Linked DNA regions of Homo sapiens: regions 1, 3, 4 and 5 are each linked to region 2. The links are chromatin loops, found by intact Hi-C in ENCODE. Cell type or tissue: Calu3. All regions are shown on one strand. Region 1 has its middle 82 kb from the start of SSX2IP. Region 2 has its middle 35 kb from the start of RPF1. Region 3 has its middle 64 kb from the start of SSX2IP. Region 4 overlaps SPATA1 (spermatogenesis associated 1). Region 5 overlaps LINC01461 (long intergenic non-protein coding RNA 1461).

What was found. Peaks named below come from ENCODE experiments on the same cell type or tissue, not always from the same donor. Only the 100,000 strongest peaks of a DNase experiment are listed, where the experiment ranks them.
Region 1: a loop joins it to region 2, with 6 times the contacts of the local background. A loop is called at or near these places in 51 of 110 quality-filtered maps.
Region 3: a loop joins it to region 2, with 9 times the contacts of the local background. A loop is called at or near these places in 77 of 110 quality-filtered maps.
Region 4: a loop joins it to region 2, with 12 times the contacts of the local background. A loop is called at or near these places in 22 of 110 quality-filtered maps.
Region 5: it touches region 2 in a loop (5-fold over the local background); 56 of 110 quality-filtered maps call a loop at or near these places.

Annotation. Positions count from the first base shown.
Region 1 is chr1:84,769,951-84,774,950 of GRCh38, reverse strand. No RefSeq gene overlaps it. Among named protein-coding and RNA genes, the nearest start is that of SSX2IP, 82 kb to the right of the region's middle. RefSeq lists an enhancer at 1-91. In Calu3, a CTCF peak has its summit at 2,384 (motif pointing right); a DNase peak (open chromatin) is centred at 2,410.
Region 2 is chr1:84,441,413-84,446,412 of GRCh38, reverse strand. No RefSeq gene overlaps it. Among named protein-coding and RNA genes, the nearest start is that of RPF1, 35 kb to the left of the region's middle. RefSeq lists an enhancer at 3,868-3,957. In Calu3, no CTCF peak of the experiment used is centred here; DNase peaks (open chromatin) are centred at 2,952 and 4,012.
Region 3 is chr1:84,751,618-84,756,617 of GRCh38, reverse strand. No RefSeq gene overlaps it. Among named protein-coding and RNA genes, the nearest start is that of SSX2IP, 64 kb to the right of the region's middle. RefSeq lists a silencer at 2,924-2,973. In Calu3, CTCF peaks have their summits at 2,691 and 2,890 (motif pointing right); a DNase peak (open chromatin) is centred at 2,897.
Region 4 is chr1:84,538,934-84,543,933 of GRCh38, reverse strand. The region is part of intron 8 of SPATA1 (spermatogenesis associated 1); the gene reads right to left. Among named protein-coding and RNA genes, the nearest start is that of CTBS, 33 kb to the left of the region's middle. In Calu3, no CTCF peak of the experiment used is centred here; no DNase peak of the experiment used is centred here.
Region 5 is chr1:84,601,468-84,606,467 of GRCh38, reverse strand. All of the region lies in intron 2 of LINC01461 (long intergenic non-protein coding RNA 1461), which reads left to right. Among named protein-coding and RNA genes, the nearest start is that of LINC01461, 17 kb to the left of the region's middle. In Calu3, no CTCF peak of the experiment used is centred here; DNase peaks (open chromatin) are centred at 1,717 and 2,357.

The DNA.
Region 1 (5,000 bases), 330 kb before region 2:
CTTCTCTGTGGGAACATAAAGCCCAGCATCTGCTTGGGGCAGAAGCCCCGGGGTGCCCCATGAGAAAGCCGTCAGGGCCCTTGGTGTGCAGTCAGGCAAGCTGATGGGCTGGGCAGCCGCTGCCAGTTAGGGAACACAGAATGCTCCTTCACAGTACAGCGAGTCCATCTGGGCAGGAGCCCTCCACAGCCGGCCTCTCTGGGAATGTGTCTTTGCCATTTGGAAGGCCAAGAGCCATCATCGTTCATTCAGACGCCTCCTGTGAGGCCAAGGAGGCTGGTCCATTGTTCCTGCCTCCCCATTCCCTCTGTCCTCCCACCCACAGCCTGGGGTGCACCTCTCCTCCTCACAGCTGCTGCCTGTGAGTTGTGCAAGGCAGACCTCTTAGAAGTCTCGCTTGGAACTGCCTAGAAGGAGATAGGCATGTTTTAATGGGAATGTAGGCATTTGGTGTGTTTACTGATGTTTCCTGGACAATCTCTTGTCAAAGGTTGAGCCTTTCTGTGTCTCAGAAAGGGAAAAACACATGTGTGGGTTTACACATTGCTGAGAGAGCAGGCAGAAAGCTGCTGCCAGACCATCAGTTTCATCCTCATCATCGGAAAGTATCTTCTAAGCACCTGATTGCCCATCACACCAAATAAAGAGGAAGTCTTGTGTGGGAGGCCACTGAATTGGAAGGGAGGAGGTGTGGATTCCTATCCCTGCTCTGCTTCTAAGCAGCTCTGTGCCTTTTCACTCGGCATGGCTTCCCTTGCTCCAATTCCACAGTGCTATCCCAGATACAGCCCTTCCCCTCTGCATTCCCCAGCCCCTGCCCACAGCAGACATGGCTAATCAATCATGTTCCCATGGCGCCTTACAGCATGGCCTCAGAGACATTAACACAGAGCTCCCGACAGCCACTGCTCACTGATTTGAAGGGCCCTCAAGATTAAACCTGTTTGCTATCACTTCCCTAAAGGAATTTATCACCTGGGAATGAAATTCTATACCAAAAACAGTCCAGGTCACTGGAAAACAAAAGGTTACAAATCAAGAAAGCAATAAGCCCACCTGAACAATCTGGACTGACCAGGTAAGTCATACTTTGGCAAAGACAGATATCCTCGCTTAATCATTTTACTGGGACAGATCCAAGGTTAGAGAAAGTGAAACATACCCTAAATCAGAAATGCCCTTTCTTTCACATATGGAGTTCTGGGAGGGAAGGTACCTTACTCCTGCCCTCTTCGCTTCCTAGATGGGGAGAGGGAGGCCTCAGTGGTTGTGACTTCCCAGGCCCCTCAGTTTGGTGGTGACCTTGTCAAACAAGAGTCCAGGATTTTTGGTCCCCAGCCCAGTGCTCCTTCTACCCACTGACACCCATTGTCTTGCTAGGCAAGGAAAAAACTCCACACTGCTATTTAAAGCACAGGCAATTAATGGTTTTCAATAGTGTTTGTGATGAAAATTAATGAACTATGAGCCAAAGGCCCCTCATTGAGATCATAAAAACAAATGACTAAACCCTGCGTGATTGGACAAGGGAGTCAGAGTTCCTTCATGTTATTGTAACTCCACCACTCCCTTTGGTTATGTGGGGAGTCACCGAACCTGTTTTCAAACCTTGGTTTTCTTGCCCGTACAATGGGCACCAACAGTGCTGCCTGTACTTGCCTCGCCAGGACATAGAAGCCAAAAGCAAACGACATGGAACTTCCAGATCCAGATTAACAGCAGTCACCATGAGCGGAGTGACATGATGTCTGCTATTAGGTAGTCAGCTGCAATTCTGGAATCACCGGCAACATTTGACAAATCCCAGGATATGTTGGGTAAGTGCTCCACAGCTCAGATGATTCCAACTCTAAGGGTCATGCAGGCTTCAGAAGTAGTTTTTATTTAGATAGGAGTGTCAGGGGAGGAACCTAGAAAGACCTTCCGTCGGATGAAGGATTTCTCCAAATCAGCAGTACACCTAAGGGGTCCCCTGCCTCTTTTTGCTTCAGGTATCTGGAGGAGGGTTCTGACAGCAGGGCTGAGGCCCAGGATGACAGTGCTGCATGCCTGCCTAATGACTGTTAACCAGGGAGCAGCTGAAAGCGTTAAGGATCAGTGTGTAACAGATCAGCATACAGAGAGAGTACCCCAAACACATCTCTTCTGGGTGGTATTTATCAGGGCACCTTGCTGGGTGTTCTTGACATCAGGAACCTGGCTTTGTAACCACATGCCCACCGCACTAAGGCCTTTGCCATAAGGAGTGGCAGTGTGTTCACACAGCATATCTTTCTAGGACATGTATTAAACATGTGTTCCTCCCAGGTCTGGCAGTTTGCCACAGTCCTGCAAAGGGCTGAAATGGCTTTGTTCTCTTGTTCCAGTTGAGGCGGGACCTGAACGCAGAAGGGAGAAAAAGGCCTCTGAGTCCACCACTAGGTGGCGCAAGAGCTCTACCGGTGAGACTGACTGGTCCAAGGACCTCTCAGGGAAATTCTGCAAAGGAATTTGAAGCTTCCAAAAATTTCAAAGCAGAATAGGGCCTTAGAGGTCATCTAATCCAACCGTATCATTTTAAGCCAGGAAAGTAGAGCTCAGAGAGATGAAAGATCTTGCCTGGCATAAACAACTGGTTAAGTGCAAAACTCTAGTACTCCAGCCAGGACTAGAAACCAGTCTCCTCCTCCCAGTCAATCTCATTCCATCCAGCCACCAGGTTTTCCCCTCTTTAGGCATATTTGTCTTGGATTCTTAACTGCATTTGATGCAGGAGTTGGGTTTGGTGTTGAGAGTTAAACACAGAAAGGGAGTGAAGTTGCCAGGACTACTTCCCAGCAGTGTGGACAGGGCCTCTTAGATGATACACGGGCGTGGGCCACAAGGTGGCCTCTTAGATGATATGGGGCCTCTTAGATGATACAGGGTGTGTGGCCCTGCCCATCTGGGCTTAGTCTCTGGGGATGCTGTTGTCCTGCCCTGAGATTTACTTGGTCAGATCATGAGGGTCAAAAATGTTTGGGGATCCAGCCAGGAAATCTTGATTCCAGCTCCACTCTGCCCACCACTGGCCAAATGCAAGTTGCTCATGTCCCTAGGCCTTGGTTCCTTGGTTTACTAAAGCAACAGGCAAAGAGAGAGTGAACCCCACCATCAAGTTTCCAGCCAAAGGCCATGGGGATCCAGAAAGTGAACCTGCAGTTATTTTTGTTCTATTTCATATTTCTATATTCATTATTATTTTATATATGTTCTACCATGTTCCATAAAGGAATTAAGTACAACTGAACTCTACAGAAATTTCATAGATACCAAGAAATGTCTGAGGATAATGATGATTCTTTCAACAAAATCTATCTAAAAATATTTATCGGATGCCAAGTTTGTTTTTATAGACAAGTCTACTTTATCGGACACTCCATCAACCAGAAATCACATTTATCTGGCACATCTGCACGTTTTCTGCCAAGTAGTAATTCATATTTATAATAAATGAGGCATTTACGCTAGTGGAGAGGTTAAGAGTACAGAATCTGCCCTGGTTTGAGCTTTTTGTCTGCCAGTTCTGAGCTGTGTAATGTTGGGCAATCGGGTACCCTCACTAATCTCCACACTTTTCATCCTCAAACTGAAATTTATTTTGATTCCAAATTACCTTATAATGATAAATAATGCCACATAGAACCTAGGTCTTATTTTCTAATATATTCTTCAACAGAAGAAACCAGGGCTTTTTTGGATAAGGACTGAGACAGGAAATATCCAAGACGAGCCTGGAGACTGTGGTGGTACCAGAAAGTAAGGAAGTACCCCAAAAAGGTTGATGGCATCTTGGACAAGCATGGGAACTTACCTGAAAGAGTGGCCAGAATGGGAACAATTTATGCAGCAAAATAAATAACCATAGCATTGGATTATAATTTATAGAGTAAAATTAATATCTATGAATCAATAATTGTATAAATAAACAATATAATAAAATAGAGAAAAGACAAATCTTCCTTTCTGAAGAATTACAACTAAAAAGGAATGCAAATCGTATAAAATCACCTTTAGAGTACCATAAGCAAGATCCACAGATGGATGCTAATATTAGTGGGCAGAAGTTTGAAGGGAAATAGAATATTTGAATAGCCTCAAAGTATCTCTCCTAAGACACTTACTAATTATAAAGGGAAAAAGTAATGACTTAACAGTGGGAAAACCAGCAGGCAGCACCTTAACCCACTGCTCAGGGTCAACATCACCATAATAAGACATATTGCCCTCATGTACGCCTGCCACGATGAGCTGAGTGCATCACTTTCATGGCATTCCTGCCAAAAATGCATGATCTCAATCTAATCATGAGAAAACATCAGACAAACCCAATGTAAGAGACATTCTACAAAAATACCTAGCAATACTCTTCAAGAAAAGTGTCAATGTCATGAAAGACTAGGAAAGACTGAGGATGTCACAGATTGGAGAAGACAGGAGATATCACAGGAAAATGCAGTGTGGGATCCTGGATTAGACCTTGGGGGAGAAAAAGACATTAGTTTTCCTGGAAGAGGGGATAGCAAGAGAAAAAGACATTAGTTTTCCTGGAAGAGGGGATAGCAAGAGAAAAAGACCATGGAGTCCGCCAAGATGTGGACCCTTCAGCCTCTGGCAGGAGGGAGCCCAGATCAGCCAGCCTCCGCTACCCCCAGGCTGCATGAAGATTATCACTTTTAACATATGCCACAATGGGAAAGAAGTTGAACAGCACCAAGGTTGAGAACCAGACGACAGAAAACTATCCACTCCCCCTCCTGCTTCCATCTTGCAGATTGGCAAAGGGCCAAGAGTAGCCTCTGAAATTAGTGACTCCAACCAGGCTAGAGCTGGTGAGTTCTGGGCATAGCTCACATCTTGTGGGCTCCAATTTTTCAGAGATGGCTGAAATACAGGATAATAGGGAAAACTCTAGAATAAAACATATCAAGGCTTAAATTTCACTGTCAGCTGTGATCTTGGACAACTTACTTAATCTCTCT
Region 2 (5,000 bases):
GTATTTCTGTGGGATCAGTGGTGATTTCCCCTTTATCATTTTTTATTATGTCTATTTGATTCTTCTCTCTTTTCTTCTTTATTAGTCTGGCTAGTGGTCTATCTATTTTGTTCATCTTTTCAAAAAACCAGCTCCTGGATTCATTGTTTCTTTGAAGGGGTTTTCGTGTCTCTATCTCCTTCAGTTCTGCTCTGATCTTAGTTATTTCTTGTCTTCTGCTAGCTTTTGCATTTGTTTGCTCTTGCTTCTCTAGTTCTTTTAATTGTGATGTTAGGATGTCGATTTTAGATCTTTCCTGCTTTCTCTTGTGGGCATTTAGTGCTATAAATTTCCCTCTAAACACTGCTTTAGCTGTGTCCCAGAGATTCTGGTATGTTGTGTCTTTGTTCTCATTGGTTTCAAAGAGCTTATTTATTTCTGCCTTAATTTTGTTATTTACCCAGTAGTCATTCAGGAGCAGGTTGTTCAGTTTCCATGTAGTTGTGCAGTTTTGAGTGAGTTTCTGAATGCTGAGTGCTAATTTTATTGCACTGTGTTCTTAGAAATTGTTATGATTTCCATTCTTTTGCATTTGCTGAGGAGTGTTTTACTTCCAATTATATGGTCAATTTTAGAATATGTGTGATGTGGTGCTGAGAAGAATGTATATACTGTTGCTTTGGGGTGTAGAGTTCTGTAGATGTCTATTAGGTCCACTTAGTTCAGAGCTGAGTTCAGGTCCTGAATACCTTTGTTAATTTTCTGTCCTGTTGATCTGTCTAATATTGACAATGGGGTGTTAACAGTCTCCCACTATTATTGTGTGGGAGTCTAAGTCTGTTTGTAGGCCTCTAAGAACTTGCTTTATGAATCTGGGTGCTCCTGTATTGGGTATCTATATACATTTATATATTTAGAATACCTAGCTCTTCTTGTTGTGTTGATCCCTTTACCATTATGCAGTGCCCTTCTTTATCTTTTTTGATCTTTGTTGGTTTAAAATCTTTTTTATCAGAGAGTAGGATTGCAACCCCTGCTTTTTTTTGCTTTCCATTTGCTTGGTTAATGTTTCTCCATCCCTTTATTTTGAGCCTATGTGTGTCTTTGCACATGAGATGGATCTCCTGAATACAGCACGCCAATGGGTCTTGACTCTTTATCCCATTTGCCAGTCTGTGTCTTTTAATTGGGACATTTATATTTAAGGTTAATATTGTTATGTGTGAATTTGATCCTGTCATTATGATGCTAGCTCGTTATCTTGCCTGTTAGTTGATGCGGTTTCTTCATAGTGTTGATGGTCTTTACAATTTGGTATGTTTTTGCAGTGGCTGGTACTGGTTTTTCCTTTCCATGTTTAGTGCTTCCTTCAGGAGCTCTTGTAAGGCAGGCCTGGTGGTGACAAACTCTCTCAGCATTTGCTTGTCTGTAAAGGATTTTATTTCTTCTTCACTTATGAAGCTTAGTTTGGCTGGATATGAATTCTGGGTTGAAAATTCTTTTCTTTAAGAATGTTGAATATCGGCCCCCACTCTCTTCTGGCTTGTAGGGTTTCTGCAGAGACCCGCTGTTAGTCTGATGGGCTTCCCTTTGTGGGTAACCCGACCTCTCTCTCTGGCTGCCCTTAACATTTTTTCCTTCATTTCAACCTTGGTGAATCTGATGATTATGTGTATTGGGGTTGCGCTTCTCGAGGAGTATATTTGTGATGTTCTCTGTATTTCCTGAATTTGAATGTTGGCCTGTCTTTCTAGGTTGGGGAAGTTCTCCTGGATAATATCCTGAAGAGTGTTTTCCAACTTGGTTCCATTCTCCTCATCACTTTCAGGTACACCAATCAAATGTAGATTTGGTCTTTTCACATAGTCCTATATTTCTTGGAGGCTTTTTTCATTCCTTTTCATTCTTTCTTCTCTAATCTTGTCTTCACGCTTTATTTCATTAAGTTGATCTTCAATCTCTGATATCCTTTCTTCTGCTTGATTGATTCAGCTGTTGATACTTGTGTATGCTTCACTAAGTTCTCGTGCTGTGTTTTTCAGCTCCATCAGGTCATTTATGTTCTTCTCTAAACTGGTTATTCTAGTTAGCAATTCCTCTAACCTTTTTTCAAGGGTCTTAACTTCCTTGCATTGGGTTAGAACATGCTCCTTTAGCTCGGAGGAGTTTGTTATTACCCACCTTCTGAAGCCTACTTCTGTGAATTCGTCAAACTCACTCTCTGTCCAGGTTTGTTCCCTTGCTGATGAGGAGTTGTGATCCTTTGGAGAAGAGGTGTTCTGGTTTTTGGAATTTTCAGCCTTTTTGTACTGGTTTTTCCTCATATTTATGGATTTATCTACCTTTGGTCTTTGATATTGGCGACCTTTGGATGGGGTTTATGTGTGGACGTCCTTTTTGTTGATGTTGATGCTATTCCTTTCTGTTTGTTAGTTTTCCTTCTAACAGTCAGGCCCCTCTGCTGCAGGTCTGCTAGAGTTTGCTGGAGGTCCACTCCAGACCCTGTGTGCCTGAGTATCACCAGTGGAGGCTGCAGAACAGCAAAGATTGCTGCCTGTTCCTTCCTCTAGAAGCTTCGTCCCAGAGGGGCACCTGCCAGATGCCAGCCAGAGCTCTCCTGTATGAGGTGTCTGTCAACCCAATGCTGGGAGGTGTCTCCCTGTCAGGAGGCACAGGGGCCAGGGACCCACTTGAGGAGGCAGTATGTCCCTTAGCAGAGCGCAAGCACTGTGCTGGGAGATCTGCTTCTGTCTTCAGAACCAGCAGGCAGGAAGGTTTAAGTCTGCTGAAGCTGCACCCACAGCTGCCCCTTCCCCCAGGTGCTCTGTCCCAGGGAGATGGGAGTTTTATCTATAAGACCCTGACTGGGGCTGCTGCCTTTCTTTCAGAGATGCCCTGCCCAGAGAGGAGGAATCTAGAGAGACAGTATGACTATAGTGGCTTTGCCCAGCTGCAGTGGGCTCCACCCAGTTCAAACTTCCTGGTGGCTTTGTTTACACTGTGAGGGGAAAACTGCCTACTCAAGCCTCAGTAATGGCAGATGCTTCTCTGCCTGCCAAGCTCAAGCATCCCAGATTGACTTCAGACTGCTGTGCTGGCAGTGAGAATTTCAAGCTAGTGGATCTTAGCTTGCTGGGCTCCATGGGGGTGGGATCTGCTGAGCTAGACCAGTTGGCTCCCTGGCCTCAGCCCCCTTTCCAGGGGAGCGAACGGTTCTGTCTTGCTGGCGTTCCAGGCACCACTGGGGTATGAAAAACTACTCCTGCAGCTAGCTTGGTGTCTGCCCAAACAGCCGCCCAGTTTTGTGCTTGAAACCCAGGGCCCTGGTGGCATAGGCCCCAAGGGGATCTCCTGGTCTGTGGGTTGTGAAGACCATGGGAAAATAATACTAACTGGGCTGGAGTGCACCATCCCTCATGGCACAGTCCCTCATGGCTTCCCTTGGCTAGGGGAGGGAGTTCCCCCAACCTTTATGCTTCCTGGGTGAGGTAATGCCCCACCCTGCCTTGGCACGCCCTCCATGGGCTACATCCGCTGTCTAACCAGTCCCAATGAGATGAGCCAGGTACTTCAGTTGGAAATGCAGAAATCACCCACCTTCTGCATTGATCTTGCTGGGAGCTGCAGACAGGAGCTGTTACTATTCGGCCATCTTGCCAGCCACCCAAAAGTTGTAGAATTTAAATGGTGATAAGAAACCATCACTTTTTTTACATTTAAAGTTACCTTCTTAAAAGCTTTTGCAAAGAAAATCTTATGGAAGTTCCTACAGAAGGCAAAATCTTGACCTGAAGCAAGATTGCATTCTTAGTGCATATTCACACAGAATACCTTCCAGTGGGGTTTTATAAATGCATCTGTGTTGGGTTTCTTGCAACATCAACTTTCATTGAGAAGATAATTTTGGAGAAGTTGTACCAATAGTCATACGGAAAATTATGCTGTTTTTTTTCTTTAGTGGTTTTGGGTTGATGGTGATGATTCATGTCTGTGACTTAGCTAAGGAAGTAGAATCTTTGGTTTTTCTGCACAACACTGCCTCCTTGTGTAATGAGAATTATCTTCTAGTCCTTGAGTGTGTATATATACGTGTATCTGTGTACATACTTATGTATCTATATATATGTATATCCATTGTAATTCAGTAGCTTCAGCAGCTGAAACCAGATAGGTTGTCTCTTTAAAGAAAATTCGTGTTGTGCCCACACTTGATAATTTCCATTGATAAGACAAAATGTCTTTTTTTCTGAGATTGTTTGCCCAATTTGACATTATCTGTATTTTTTGCTCTTACTCCTAATCTCTCTTACTGTACCTTTAAGTTGGTGTTGAGGAATAGACACAGTGGATGAAAAGCAAAGCACTGCTTTTGCTATTTACTACATCATCTTTGGGAGGTTTTGTGGGATAGAAGATAGAAACCTTTGGATAAATGAAAAAATCCACGAATCAGAGGATGTGATTTATATAAGTGTTTTAATTTTATCAAAAGCAATTGGTTGGCCAGGTGTGGTGGCTCATGCTTGCATTCCTAGCACTTTGGGAGGCCAAGGCAGGAGGACCACTTGAGGCCAGGAGTTTGAGACTAGCCTGGGCAACATAGTGAGAACTCGTCTCTACAAAACTAAAACATTACTAAGGCACAGTGGCATGTTCCTGTAGCCCTAGCTTCTCGGGAGGCTGAGGTGAGAAGATTGCTTGAGCCCAGCAATTCAAGGCTACAGTGAGCTATGATCATGTCAGTGCACTCTTACCTGGGTAACAGAGAGAGACCCTGTTTAAAAAAAAAAAAAAAAAGGCATGGGCAAGGACTTCATGTCTAAAACACCAAAAGCAATGGCAACCAAAGCCAAAATTGACAAATGGGATCTAATTAAACTAAAGAGCTTCTGCACAGCAAAAGAAACTACCGTCAGAATGAGCAGGCAACCTACAGAATGGGAGAAAATTTTTGCAATCTACTCTTCTGACAAAGGGCTAATATCCAGAATCTACAATGAACTCAAACAAATTTACAAGAA
Region 3 (5,000 bases), 310 kb before region 2:
CCTTAGAGCCTAGTCCAATGCTTCACATACAGTAGAAGTTCAATAAATGGTTCTGAAGGACTGAAAGAATAAGAGGTTTGAGGGTCGTGCTAGGCTGATTTGTTCCAGCATATCTCAATTTTTAGTGGAGGTTTATTGTGTTTGTTTTATTAACACTAACGTTAGGGCTATTAAATAATATCACTTAGAAACCAAAAGAAATTAACCCTCAGGGGTACAATTTGATATAAATAGAGGTAGGCAATTTTCAGTATGCTCTCTATTTCTACAGACCCAACATGGGCTCTCGTGAAACCTGGATCTATGGGATTTATGTAAATGTGAACAGGCTGCACCAGGCTCACAGACTGGCTGTGTAGAAGTGGTCTCTGTTTGTCGTTCAGATGTTGGGAGGTAACAGTGAGCTTTAACTAATTACACCTCAAATCACCCCCAGGAGGTAGGTAATGATTATAGATGTACTTGGCTGAGGTAACTCAGAATGTCTTAATAATCACTTAATAGAATCTTATCATGAGAAGCAAATTGCATTAAATAGGCAAATGAAGTTGACGGTGAGAAGCAGAGTTAGGAAATAAAATGCTATGGGGGGTTTTATATGGGAAAAATCCAATTAACACCTTTTTAAAAGAGTTGGCCCCATGGCTTTTTTCATATCGCTCACAGTACCTATCACAGGGTTATGCCCTGAATAAACACTTTCTCAATCGATGCTAAAGAAATTATAGGTAAAAATGAAGGAGGAAGTGGGAGGTGCACCTAGAAGCCAACATTACAATTCTACTTAGAAGCAAATGGCAAAATAATTTCATTGTGAAGCTACTGTGCAAGCTTTGCAACGATGGTCCATTTCTTCCTTATTCTCGAGGAAAATGACCATCGTCATGTAATAAACACAAAACGCCAACCAGATAGATTGCATACGTACACATGAATGTGCTCTGGACTTAACCAAATTTGTGAAACCCTAGGGCTGGAAGAGCCAAGCCCAAGTGTTAAGGCAGCAAGATGACAAGAAGCTTGGCCAAAAGAGTTTGCGGGTGGAAGACACACTAGGAATTTTGTGTCCCACCCAAAGATAAGGAGACATCATGGAAGCTGCTGGAGACTTTTGTGACAGTGGGTGGGGTAAAAGAAGGGGTGGATTTTCCTCGGGTGAAATGATTTTGGGAGCATGTGGTCACTGTCAAAGCTGTGCTTTTCAAGAAAACCAAAGGGCGGCAGGAATGAAGAAAATCCAGACAGCCCATTCGCGATGCACAGATCCAACAGGCAGAGCCCAGGGGATGAGGTGTAGGGAGGCCAGCGGAAGGTGCTGCGGGGGTGGGAGGAGGTCAGATTCTGGGACAGGCCAAAGCGGTACAGACCAAAAAGTTGTGTGCCTGAGACTCAAACTGGACCAAAGTCGAAAGAACAGTCAAGACTGCACTCCAGAAATAGCACGAGATAATTGCATCATTAAGTGGAATTTTACGCCTAAATTGTATACATGTATGTGTACAGATGTATATATACACATATATTTATAAATGTGTATGTGTATTTCACACACACACACGACTTTCACTTTCATACTTTCACAGTTCCCTGTCATATGACCTTTTTTCTTACATAAGGGACATGCATCTGATTAAACAATGAACACATATTTATTATTTTTTAAAAATAAAATGAGCGGGGTGCGGAGTGGAGTGGAAGCACATGCCGCTAGCAAAATGGGCACCGGGGCTTCGGTCTTCGCTGAGAGAAATTGTCTCCATTTTCATATGAAGGACAAGATGGACCCTAAAGCAAATAATAATGTTTAGGAGAGCGCTGGGATCTATTTTTTCTCGCAATGTAAAGAAATTTTACCCCAGCTTTCCTCCTGGGTTAGCTCTATCAATATTAGGAGCCTTTCTGCAACCATGGTTTGTCTGCACTTCCTTTACTTAACACCTCCATTTGCTGCCATTTGCCTACCGCGGCGATGGTGTCGGGCATTGGCAGCGTCACTAAATCACCCTCATTTCCCGGCCCTATGACTGAAGCGGGCCCGGGCCATTATCGCCTAATGGCGTGTTCTGCTGCTGCGGCTCTTCTCAAATCCGCGATGGACAGGCCTCAGGATGCATTTTAGCGTCATTGTAATTGAGCGCGGAACGCTCTGGCTTTTTTAGACCTGTTTTCCGGTCTTGTAGGGGGTGACCGACGAGAGATAGCAAGCAGGTGCGATGGGCAGTGGGGGGGTCACCTTTTCACACCGAGGACAGCAGCAGCAAAGAACGATTCGCTGGGGGACGGAGGAAATGAGAAGCTAGGGCAGGCTTTTCAGCATCACCTAAAGACTTGAGTTGTCAAATGCAGCGTCCCTGCCAGCGCTGATTCTGCCCAGAGCGGCTCTGCTAACCTAATGGGTTTCCAAAATCTCCTCTGAGTGCTCAGATGTGAATCACCGACTTCCAGAATGCATGCTGTCTCTCAGCGGCACAGATTCCTGCTGGCCCCCTGGGGAATTTTAATAACATGTCATTTAACAAATTAGAAGGTGAAGCAAATTAAATACAGTAAATCAAAGCAAAGCTTGAAAAACAAAGTAGAATCAAGCAGGCCTTTTCAAAGCATGCAGATTTGAAAAATGTAAGGTTTCCAAATGGTTAGCAAAAAAGGGAAAAGTTACCATAGCAACTCCTAAAGTCTGTCTAGCTAGTGGCCACATGCTTTCAAGTGTCCTACTCTATAGTGGGAGATATTTGAGGGCAGTTTCTAGATTTTTTTTAAATTAAGGAAATGAATAAACAAGCTTAATGGATTAGTATCCACATTAAATTACAAGCATCAGCCTTCCAAGGCCTGAGATTTCTGGCAAGGAACAGCTGCTGTGGGTAATGCGGACTGGCCACTTGGTGTCGCTGTTGTTCCGCTGCTGGGTTCTGCAGCGCTGTCCCCCGCTGGTGAGATGTCCTCCCTTTCAAGTAGATGCTTTCTGTGAGCCGCCCTAACATGCATTTATTCAAAATGTATTTATAGTGTCTGCCATGTGCCAGAAACCATGCGAGTCTCTGGGGATAGGCTGGTGAACAGTTTGTGGAGTTCACAGTCTAGCAAGAGAGACAACCAAACAAATGAAATAATTACACTTTGTGATTAGGTCTATGAAGGAAAAGATCAGACTCCTAGGATGGAGACTAAGGTGGGCAACAGCTTTTTTGCAAAGTCGTCAGAGAAGACCTGTCTGATGACTTATTAGGCTGAGACCTGAAGGATAAGAAGGGCCGTGGACCTGGAAGGGATAGGTGAAGAGTGTACGAAGAAGAGGGACAGCGAAGCCCACCAGGGCTGCTGCACAATGAGGGAAGAGGTTGTGGCCAGGGATGAGCAGGTAGGGACCGGATCATGCAGAAACCTTTAGGCCAGGGTCACGCTTCTGTTCAGATGTTATTCCTGGCCAAAGGAAATGTCTTGAAGATAATTCGATTATTATTATTTGTTTAAATAATTTCCTTTTCACACCGTATTGCAGTTCCCACTGTATCACCTGTTGCTTTAGACACGTGAACACTTAGAAAATGCATATTCAATATTATAACAATTTAATTTTTTAACACAGCTATTGTTTTCCTAATACAAACTATGGGATATAAAGCTTAACAAAATCTTTGCTGGTGGGGCAGAGTTTAAGAAATCTGAGAGGCCAGGCACGCTGGCTCACGCCTGTAATCCCAGCACTTTGGGAGGCCAAGACAGGTGGATCATGAGGTCAGGAGTTCAAGACCAGCTTGGCCAGCATGATGAAACCCCGTCTCTACTAACAATACAAAAATTAGCCAGGCGTGGTGGTAGGCGCCTGTAATTCCAGCTACTTGGGAGGCTGAGGGAGAGAGTCGCTTGAACCCAGGAGGTGGAGGTTGCAGTGAGCCGAGATCACACCACTGTACTCCAGCCTGGGCGACAGGGAGAGACTCCATCTAAAAAAAAAAAGAAAAAAAAAAGAAGTCTGAGAGAAGCAGTCAAAAAGCATATGGTGAGAGAGCACTGCACTGTGACATGAGTTGGGAGACGTGGGCCACTGCCCCCCTTATAGCGCTTCTCACATTGTGGTCATTACCCCCTCACTTCTCTTCTGCCTCACTAGACTTGGGATCTAGAGGCAGGCACTGCCCTACCCACCTTAGTAACCACCACGATTAGCACAGGAACACAGCAGGTTCTCAATAAGAGCTGGATGGGAGGATGGATGCATGGGAAAATGGGCAGGCTCAGGGTAAGAGGTGGCTCATGCCTGTAATCCCAGCACTTTGGGGGGCTGAGGTGGGAGGGTCACTTGAGGCCAGGAATTTGAGATCAGCCTGGGCAACATAGACTCTTCTCTAAAAAAGAAGGAGAAGGAGCAAGAAGGAGAAGGAGAAGGAGGGAGAAGGAGAAGAGTAAGAAGGTAAGATATGTGGGAATACCAATGCTGATAAGTGAGCCTCCTGCAGAATCCTAGTGACATCATCTCAAAGATAAATCATTCTCAAGTTCTGAGAACAGGTGGCACTTCTTATCCATGGGCTCCACATCCATGAATTTTGGGTCAAAAATATTCTTGAGAATAAAATAAAAAATAACCATACAACAATAAAAAATATACAAATAAAAAACCAATACAGTACATCCACTATTTATATAGCATTTACATTATATTTGGTATACAGTAATCTAGAGATGATTTAAAGTATATGGAAGGATATGTATAGGTTATATGCAAATATGACACCATTTTATTTTGTTTTTATATATTTAAGGGTTATAAATGCCATTTTGTTACATGAATATGTTGTATAGTGGTGAAGTCTGGGTTTTTAGCGACATTGTACCCATTAAGTAAATCCTCATCCTTCATGTCCTCCCACCCTCCCACCCCTCAGAGTCTTCAATATCTAATATTCCCCTCTCTGTATCCATGTGCACACATTATTTTACTAGACCGTTTTATATAAGGGACTTGAGCATCTGAGGATTTGGATGTCTGCAGGGTG
Region 4 (5,000 bases), 98 kb before region 2:
TCTGGTCTCAGTTACCTGTTATGATAACTTTAAATATTTTCTAAGATGCCTATTAATATTTTTTTCATCTTGAGTCAATTTTGATTATATTTGCTTAGAAAATTGGTAGTTCTGTCACATGTCAAAATTTTAGCAGATAATTTTACATTTTATTCTAATATATCTTATCTCCTCTGTGTTTGTGTTTCTGTTGCCTTCATCTTTCCTAATTTTTGTGTTTCTACCTGATATGATTTGGATCTGTGTCCCCATCCAAATATCATGTTGAATTGTAATCCCTAAGTGTTGGAAGTGGGGCCTGGTGGGAGGTGATTGTATCATGGGGGCAGATTTCCCCATTGATACTGTTCCCCTGATAGTGAGTTTGTTCTTGTGAGATCTGATCATTTAAAAAGTGTGTGGCATCTCCCCCACTCCTTCCTCCTGCTCCAGCCTTGCTCCCCCTTTGCCTTCCACCGTGATTGAAAGCTCCCTGAGGCCTCCCCAGAAGCAGATGATGCCATGCTTCCTGTACAGCCTGCAGAACCGTGAGCCAATTAAACCTCTTTTCTTTATAAATTACCCAGTCTCAGGTATTTTTTATAGCAGTGTGAGAACAGACTAATATCTACCCTTTTTGATGAATTACCTCAAGCCTTACCATGTTGATGTTTCTCCCACTATCACTTTATCGATCTTGAATTGTTTTCAATTATGCTTCGGTACCTCATTAGTTTTCACTTTTATCTTCATCAAGCTCTCACTTCTATTTTGTTTGTCTTACAGTTAGTCCCCGTTATCTGTAGCTTCACTTTCTGTGCTTTCAGTTACCCACGGTACAGTACAATAAGATACTTTTAGAGAGAGAGAGGCCACATTCACATAACTTTTATTATAGTATATTGTTATAATTGTTCTATTTTATTATTATTGTTTTTGTTATTGTTTACTGTGCCTACTTTATAAATTAAACTTTGTCATAGGTATATATGTACAGGAAAAAACACAGTATATATAGTATATATAGGGTTGAGTTCTATCTGTGTTTTCAGGCATCCACAGGGGGTCTTGGAACGACAGATAAAGGGCAGAGTACTGTATTATTTTTCTAGCTTATTTATTTTGTTATGTTATAAAGTTGAGTTCCCACAGGATAATGGCAGCCACCTAAATTAGAATTGCTCCACAAATCTTCCAAACTACCATAAAAAGAAGCCAAGTAAAACCACCCAAATTTATGCCTACAACATAATTTGGGCACAGAATCCTTTACATGTAAGTGAGGAAATAAAGACTACTAGATCAGAGTGTGGTCAGGAGCCCACATCTGAGCAGAGAGTCAGATATGGACTATGTGTCAGCACTGTACATAAATAATAGCAAACACCAATCACGAGTTAGCCTGGAAAGAGAGGGCTCTACCTGAAGTGGAAAAATAGAGCAAAGAAAAAAAACCTGGTAGATTCTATGAGGAATTCAAAAGAAAGGATTTGAAAAACACAGGGAGTCAGAGGCAGTAATCATGGTAAGACATAGCTTCTGGGAGAGAAGAAAATGCTTTGAAAGGGAGAGATGTCCTTGGGAGCCAGTTTGGTAAGAAAAAAGAAGAAAATGGCCAAGGCAAGAGCTCCACTGAACTAAGCTAGTGGAAAAGAATCCAAAGAAAACATACCCATTTCCCCAAAAGGCCCCATTTACTTAAAAAAAGAAACATAAATAACTGCATTTCTTGGGAGGCCAAGGCGGGTGGATCACCTGAGGTCAGGAGTTCAAGACCAGCCCGGCCAACATGGTGAAACCCCGTCTCTACTAAAAATACAAAACTTAGTCGGGTGTGGTGTCGCACGCCTGTAATCCCAGCTACTCGGGAGGCAGGAGAATTGCTTGAACCTGGGAGATGGAGGTTGCAGGGAGCTGAGATCGTGCCATTGCAGTCAGGCCTGGGCAAGAGAGCGAGACTCCATCTCAAGAAAAATGAAAATAAAACAACAACAACAAAAAAACAAACAAACAAAAAAAACTCAAAAACCTGCATTTCACTACAGCAGCAGAAGAGGGTGCTCCTGATTTAAGAAACACAGTAAGCCACCAAAACAACACTCCCTGTTCCTCTGTAAGAACACCTGTTATTACTGATAATGGAAAAATCCAACGCAAATAAACATGAACATCTATAAAATAATCTAGCACTCATGCAGTTACTTATGAAGAAAACCTCAAAACTGAGCAGTAAAATCAAAACAAACACGCCATGAAGCAGAGAAAAACTTACCAATGCTCCCAACATAGATTAAATATAATTAACTAAGCATTTGCAGATATTAATGAACACTATAAAACAGAAATTTTTAAAATTTGTAATAAAAATGGAAAATAGGAAGGTGTGAAATGAAAATTGGCCAAACTCAAGAAATAAAGAAAAAGAAATTCTCTCAGAAATGAATAAATTAGCAGGTGTTCCAAGATGGAACATATATGACCAAAAATATAGTAAGAAAAACATAGAATAGAAATAAAAGGAGCCAAGAAAGTGAAACATAATGAAAAGAGTAAAATGGATCAGAATGAAAGTGGCAGATATAAAGGTAAAGAAGATCTAAGATAAGACTAATTGTTGCCCCTGAAAGAAAAACAAAACAAAACAATGAAACAGATCTATTTAAAATTATAATTTTAGAAAACATCCTTGAAATAAAACAATTTCTGATTTCTGATTTTCATATTGAAAGGGCCCACTGTGTACCTAGAAAAATCTGACCTACAATTCTCAACTGAGATATAACCTGCTAAAACTATTACACATTAAAGGAATTCTCTGACCTTCCAGGCAAAAATACTCAAGTCAGTTTACAAAGAAAATCAAGTTGGCATCACACTTCTAAATAGTAACATATAAAGCAAGACATCAGTAGTGCAACGTTTACAAGAAACTCAAGGGAAATAAGCCAAGGATTTTATAGCCAGTCAAGCTATCCTTCAAGTAGTAAAGTATGAAGGCTCTAGAGCAGGAATTAGCACAGTTTTTCTGTAAAGGGCCAGAGAGTAAATAAATATGTCTGGGCCACATCTGGTTTCTGTCATATATTCCTCTTTTTTTCAACTCTTTAAAAACATAAAACACATTCCTAGCTCACAGGCCTTACTAAGCATGGTGCAGACCTTAGTCTGCCCATCCTTGCTCTACAGAGAGTTTTAAATGTGCAAGAACTAAGGGAATATTGTGCTCAGGATCTTTTCCTAGTATAGGCTGAGCTTCATCTAACCAAGAAATCATTGAAAAATCTTTTGCAAAATAATTGGCAGTTAAGTGTTGAACATATTTAATTATAACTCTGAGACTAAAACAAAAGTGAGGGTATAAGACTACGTGAACAGTACAAAAAATTTATATTGTTTGACAAAGTAGAAATAACACAACTGAAAATAAACGACAAGAAAAGGGAGGGAAAAAAGTGAAAGTAGAACAAGTTTTTTGATTGCCTCAAATATAACAAGGAGGAGTCAGAGCATAATTTTAGAGGTAGCAAATCAAAAGCAGAAGGACAAATTTTTAAAAAAGGAAAAAAGAGGGGCCGAAAATACTAGCTTAAGTGTATTACTATAAAGATAAATATTAGAACAAAAATAAAAATCTTTCTAAATACCAAGACGAAAAAAACCCAAATAAATAGTAGAAGACACACAGTAAATATAAAATAAAATGACAAATCTGAGACTAAACATATCAGTCATATCAATTATATAAATGGACATGACTCATCTAACTAAATAAAAAAGACTTTCAGACTAGCTTACAAAGCAAAACCCAGCTCTAGGCTGTACATAAGAGATACATCTAAAACAAAGTGACTCAGAAAGGCAGATAAAAAGGAGGGGAGTCGAGAATGGGAATATATCAAATAAATGCAAACAAAAAGAAAGCAGAGTATTTTGACATGCAGTAAGGAAGAATTCAGGCCAAAAAGGCATTAAATGAGCCGAAGAAAGACACTTCATAATGCAAAAGTAATAATATTCACATAAGAACAACTTTGTGCCAAATAACATATAGAAACACATAAAGCAGAAACCACAGGAGGTGTAAGCATAAATAGCAACACAGTAATAAAAGGAGATTCTAACATACCATTCTCAGTCCGAGACATAGAGAATGTGGAAAAAATTAAGAATATGGAATACTTGATGTATTCAGCAAGGTAAACCACAGACAAGCCACAAAGTAGAGGAAGATATTTGCAACACACATAAACATCAAAGGACTATCTTCCAGAGCATATTAAAAACTCCTACTAACCAGAAATAAATGGCAGACAACCCAATAGAAATACTTAAAACAGGTAACCCCCCCAAAAAATGGTTATCAAAATGGGGTCCATAAAATATAAGGGTAACCAGGGAAATTAAAAAATTCAAACTGCAGTTAAATAGCATTGAGCATCCACCAGAGTGGAAAACATTTTAAAGTGTGAAGACAGTATGTATTATTGAGGATGTAGAGTAACAGGAAATGTCTTGGATTCCTAGCGGGAGCGTAAATTTGTATAATCATTTTGGAATACATTTTGGCATTATTTAAGTTATAGATAGACATTTTCCAGCAATTCTACACATAAGTATATATTCCTCTCTTGTTTGTGTGTGCTGTTTATAATAGGTAAAATTTGGAAACAATAAAAGTATCCAGCAACAATATAACAACAATTATTTGCTGAAGATGGTATGCCTTTGCTCCCAAACCCAAGGGCTTAGAGCCGTGATTCTCCTACCAGGGCTTGTACAGACTCCATTCAGCATTCCAATCTACTATACATCAAGCATCACTGGATAATCTGGACAGACATTAAAACACTAGTGAGCTGGGTGCAGTGGCTCATGCCTATAATCCCAACACTTTGGGAGGCTGAGGAGGGCCGATTGCTTGAGTCCAGGAGTTGGAGACCAGCCTGGGCAACATGGAGAAACCCCAACTCTACAAAAAAATACAAAAATTACCTGGGTGTGGTGGCATGTGTCTGTAGTCT
Region 5 (5,000 bases), 160 kb before region 2:
TAAGGACAGTTTAGAGTAATTAAGAGGTTTGGTCCTAGTCCTTCTTAGGCCCTCTGATATGCACATTAAAAAGTATTTCCTTTTCCATTCATCTATGGGGTCACAGGGATTCCAGTCAGGATTGTCAAGAGGTATAGCCTCTCTCCCTATTGAGATTGTTTTTTTCTGTTATTTCCTCACCTTCCTTATCTCCCCTTTTCCTTTTTGGTCACTATAGGGAACATGTTGTTCATCTCCGAACTTTTCTGCTGCTTGCAGAGCTGTCTGCTTTTCAGCTGCAGTGAGGGTTTGGCTGAGAAACAACAGCACAACATCCCTCCATGTGAGGTAAAACACTTAAGTTAAATTTTGGAAGGCCTCTATATATCTATTAGGGTTATCAAGAAATCAGCCCATTTATCTGCCTAAGGTCCTGCAATGAGAAGGGAATAAGTACCTTAATGGTGCCCCTTCCATCTGGCATTTCTTGTAGGGGTAGGAGTGAAGTCTGGGCAGTGGGGAGCTTTGGAGATGGTGGAGCTGGAGGAGCTGATGGTGCAGCTGGAGGGGGCCCTGGACAAAGGGGACTGGAAGGACTGGGGCACTTAGAAGCTGCCTCTAATGGTTCCTCCAAAACTTGCTCTTCTGACTTAGGGGAACTACTCTCCACAGACCTGTCTGATATGATTGCTAAGAGGGCTGAGTTGGTTTTGCAATGCTTGCAAAGGTCTGGGTTGTCTCGCAGGGCAAAGGAAGCCTGCACATAGAGAACCTTGGACCATTTGCTCTTCCATCTACAGAAGAGATCTAATTGCTGGATAAGATTAAAGTTAAGGTTCCCTTTAGCTGGCCAGGTCTGTTCATTCCTGAGAGGGTAAGAAGGCCACACCCTTGTGCAACAGAAAATGAGCCACTTTTTCTTCAGAGTTTGGGTGTCAAAGGAGTTCAAAATGTACTCCAGCAGAGTGCAAGCCAAAATGACTTGCTACCCATCCTGGAAAAGAGACAAGAGGAGAGGCATCCCTCAGTCTCCTTGTTCTTTTTGGTGTGACCCAGGGTGGAGGGGATGACAGTGGGAGTGTCCCCCTGACTGTTCTCTCTCCTTGGTCCCTGGGTCCCAGCACAGTGTGTGCCTCCCCATGGTTGCAGGTGTGACCTTCAAACCATGGTCCCAGAGGAGCTAAGTAATGGGGATAGTCACGCTTACCCATGTGACCTTAGTCCTTTGCCTGATAATTGCCCTTTGACCTCTCAGACTTGTGTGATCTGTGTGACTCCTTGATGAATGGGTATCAGGAGAGATTATGTAACAGTTGCATTTAAGCAAGGCCCCTTAATGGAGGGAGTGTACTGGGCTGAGCTTTATACTCTGCTATTATGGACCAGACTAGAGAATTTATGTTTAGATGGTGGTTCCAGTTAACTTCCAAACATAAAATCCCCTTTCTATTTAGACGAAATACTAGTTGCAAGCAGAATAGGTGTCTCAAGAGAATGTAAGGGTCAAATGGCAGCCTTTCTGCTAATGGAGAGAGTATTGAGACAAAAATTTGGTTTTGGAGGACATTTTTTTCCTCACTGCTGAAAGCAGAGTTCTCCCACTCTCAGAGGTACATAAGGTTTGATCTCTTTTAGAGGGATGTAAAAGGGAGAAAAAGTGGAAAGCTAGAGGCTTTTGGCAAAGGGCAGACGAGGTTGCCGATGGAAAGGATTCCTATTCCACTAGGTGACGCTGCAAGCTTTGAAATACCAGGCAGTAACTTGGCCTCCGTATGGACAGAGAGGGAAGTCTGACATGTGGCAGGCCATTCCTACAGCATGCCTCCTAGCAGGAGAAAGTTAATTCGCCTCATAGAGGGACTATGCAGTCCGGCTGGGTAGTGCTGGTTCTTCACATGGGAAAAGAAACAGCCTAGGTGGAGAGAGGGATGTTCATTGGTGGGGAGATAACCTTCTACCCAACCCCAGGAAGTGCTATCATTAGGAGTTAAATAGTCTTTCAGATCTGGATCACGAAATCCCCCTGTCGGTAGAAAGTCACAAAAACAGCAATCCCCTTGACCTGCATTTCTGGTTGCCAAGGTGGTTGCTAAGCCTGCCTAACTGAATTATTTCTCTGGGCTATAAAAATTCCCGCAGCATTGTGTACAGAGAGGGGATGGGAGACATGGTGACCTCGGAAAGGAAAGGAGGAAAATAAGATTTGCAATAGGAAAGCTTGGCAATCTTGTGGCCGACACCCAGTCAGGCAGTCGGAGGCTGGTGTCAGTCCAGGAGCCTTTGGACAACACCAGGGTGTAGCCCTGGCCAGAAATCCTCAGTTGCCCCAGGACCTATTCCAGCCCCATGTGATGGCAAAGTGAAAGGAAACTGGTTTGGACAGAGCCAACGTTCCCAGCACCCTGAGGGCACTGGAGGATTGACTAAGTCCTCCCCAGCAAGCTTCACATCTGAGTCTTTAAGATTAGCGGCTAGCCCTTGTGACTCATTAATTAGCTGACAGATGCCCGATTTTTTTATAGTTCTTTGAGAGAATAAAAACTGGGGACGAGAAGCCTCGGAAATGAAAGTAGAGAGTCCACTCCTTTACTCACTCTTCCAATGATTTCACCTTCAAATCCTGGACGGGCCCCCCAAATGAAGTAGCCTCATTGTCTGGGGTAAATACCAAGGTTGTTGGTCTCATGGCCAAGGAAATTGAAGTCGCAGACACACATACACAGAGTGAGACTGGAGCAGGAGTTTAATAGGCAAAAGGAAAGAACAGCTCTCTGTCACAGAGAGGGATCCTGAGTGGGTTGCCAAGTTGTAGTAAAAATGTCAGGGTTTTTATAAATGGGCTAGTGAGGAGGGGGTGTCTTATCTTACTGAGGCCCAAAGATTTAGTTGGAACCAGGTGTGCTATGTGCATAGAGTAGAGTTTTCTATCAGCTCTCACCTCACTCCTTGATCATGTAGACAGACTCTTAGTCTGCGCTGCTTTGTGCTGCTTTGTTTTGCTTATCTGGGAGGGAGAATTTCTGTGTCTGTTCCCAGACATCTTCCTGCAGCTGCTGGCATCTCCCCCCAGTCCACTTTTAGCTTCCCTATCTTAGTGTGCCTAAAAGGAAAGGAATGTGCTTATTAAGGCCCACTGTTTTTACTGGGGTCCATTGTATAAGTGTGAAGTTTGGTGATTACCTAGGAGACTCCCCATCTCCTGAGCCTGAGTTGTTTATCTGTGTTTTTACAGCCTGATCTTTCGGGCTGTTCTTTGTTAGAAGTGATTTCTTTGAACTGCATGAGGTTAGAAAGGGAGCTATTTCTGAGCTACTTTTTGTTAGAAGGAAAGTCTTCTGCTGGGACTCACTTTACCCTAACTGTCTACCTAAATAATTTCTTTCTATCTCATATAACACCACCACTTTGGGAGACAGAGGCAGGAGGATCACTTGAGGCCAGGAGTTTGAGATCAGCCTGGGCAGCAAAGTGAGACCCCTTCTCTGCAAATAATTTAAAGATTAGCCAGGTGTGGTGGCACCTGTGGTCCTACCTGCTTGGGAAACTGAGACAAGAGGATTACTTGAGCTCAGGAGGTCGAGGCTGCAGTGAACCATGATCATGCAATGCACTCTAGCCTGGGCTACAGAGTGAGACCCTGCCTCAAAAAGCAAAAAAACAGAAAAACAAAAAAAAGCATAGACCCTGGAGGAAAACTGTGTGTGTGAATCTTGGCTCTACTATGTACACCAAGGGGCAACTTGGGTACATTCTATAACTTCTCTATGCCTTAATTTCCATCTCTTGTTAATTGAGGATAATCAAACCTACAGAATTGTTGGGAAGATTAAATGACACAGTCCCTGCGAAGCATTAGCACAGAACCTATCACACAGATAGAACTCAATCAGTGCCAGCTTTTCTAATTGTGGTAGTTGTTGATCGTTTGCACACTCTTCACTTTCCCTTTTCTTCCCTCCCCTCTCTGCACTTTGCTTTTCAGTAACATGTCAACGCAACAAACATTTTCTGAGCCCCAGCACTGTGCCAGGACAAATATGGTCACTACCTTGGGGAGCTTGCTGTCTTTTGAGGAAGCAGACACATAAACCATGAGGACAACAAAGCATGGCCTATGAATGATAGACATTTTCACTCGTTTCCGTGGATGCAAGGGTGACAGTAGCAGTCACCATAATCAGGAAAGAAAGAGCTGAACAGGAAAGGAATTATAGAGGGAATAATCCTTGATTTAACTTTTAAAAAACAGGAATGGAAGGGAGAAAAGACTTTTGGTCAGAGAGAACAGCATGCGCAAAGGCATGGAGATGTCATACAGTGGAGCGTAGGGAAGAGCCAGTAGTTCAGCAGAACCTGCCCAGTGGTTCTCAAACTTGAGCCTGCACCTGAAGGCCCTGGAAGCCTTGTTAAGAAGCAGATTGCTGGATCCCTCCTCCAGAGTGTCTGATTCATTAAATCTAAAGTAGGGCCTGAAACTTTGCATTTTAAACAAGTTCTCAGGTGATACTCATGTTGCTAGTCCAGGGACCATACTCTGAAACCACTGGGAGGCCAGAGCATAGTGGGTAGGATTGGTTAGAGGAAAATGGTGAGAAACAGAACTGGGCTTCACATGCTAGCTCACCGGTGTAGACTTTGTAATTTAAAAACAATGGGCTGGGCACGGTGGCTCACACCCCTAATCCCAGCACTTTGGGAGGCCGAGGCGGGCGGATCATGAGGCCAGGAGATTGAGACCATCCTGGCCAACATGGTGAAACCCCGTCTCTACTAAAAATACAAAAATTAGCTGGGCGTGGTGACATGTGCCTGTAGTCCCAGTTACTTGGGAGGCTGAGGCAGGAGAATTGCTTGAACCTGGGAGGTGGAGGCTGCAGTGAGCCGAGATTGTGCCACTGCACTCCAGCCTGGCGACAGAGTGAGATTCCGTCTCAAAACAAACAAACAAACAACAGCAATGAAGTACTTAAGGACAAAAGCTTATGATCAGATCTATGTGGCATAAATTGACTTTTTTTTGA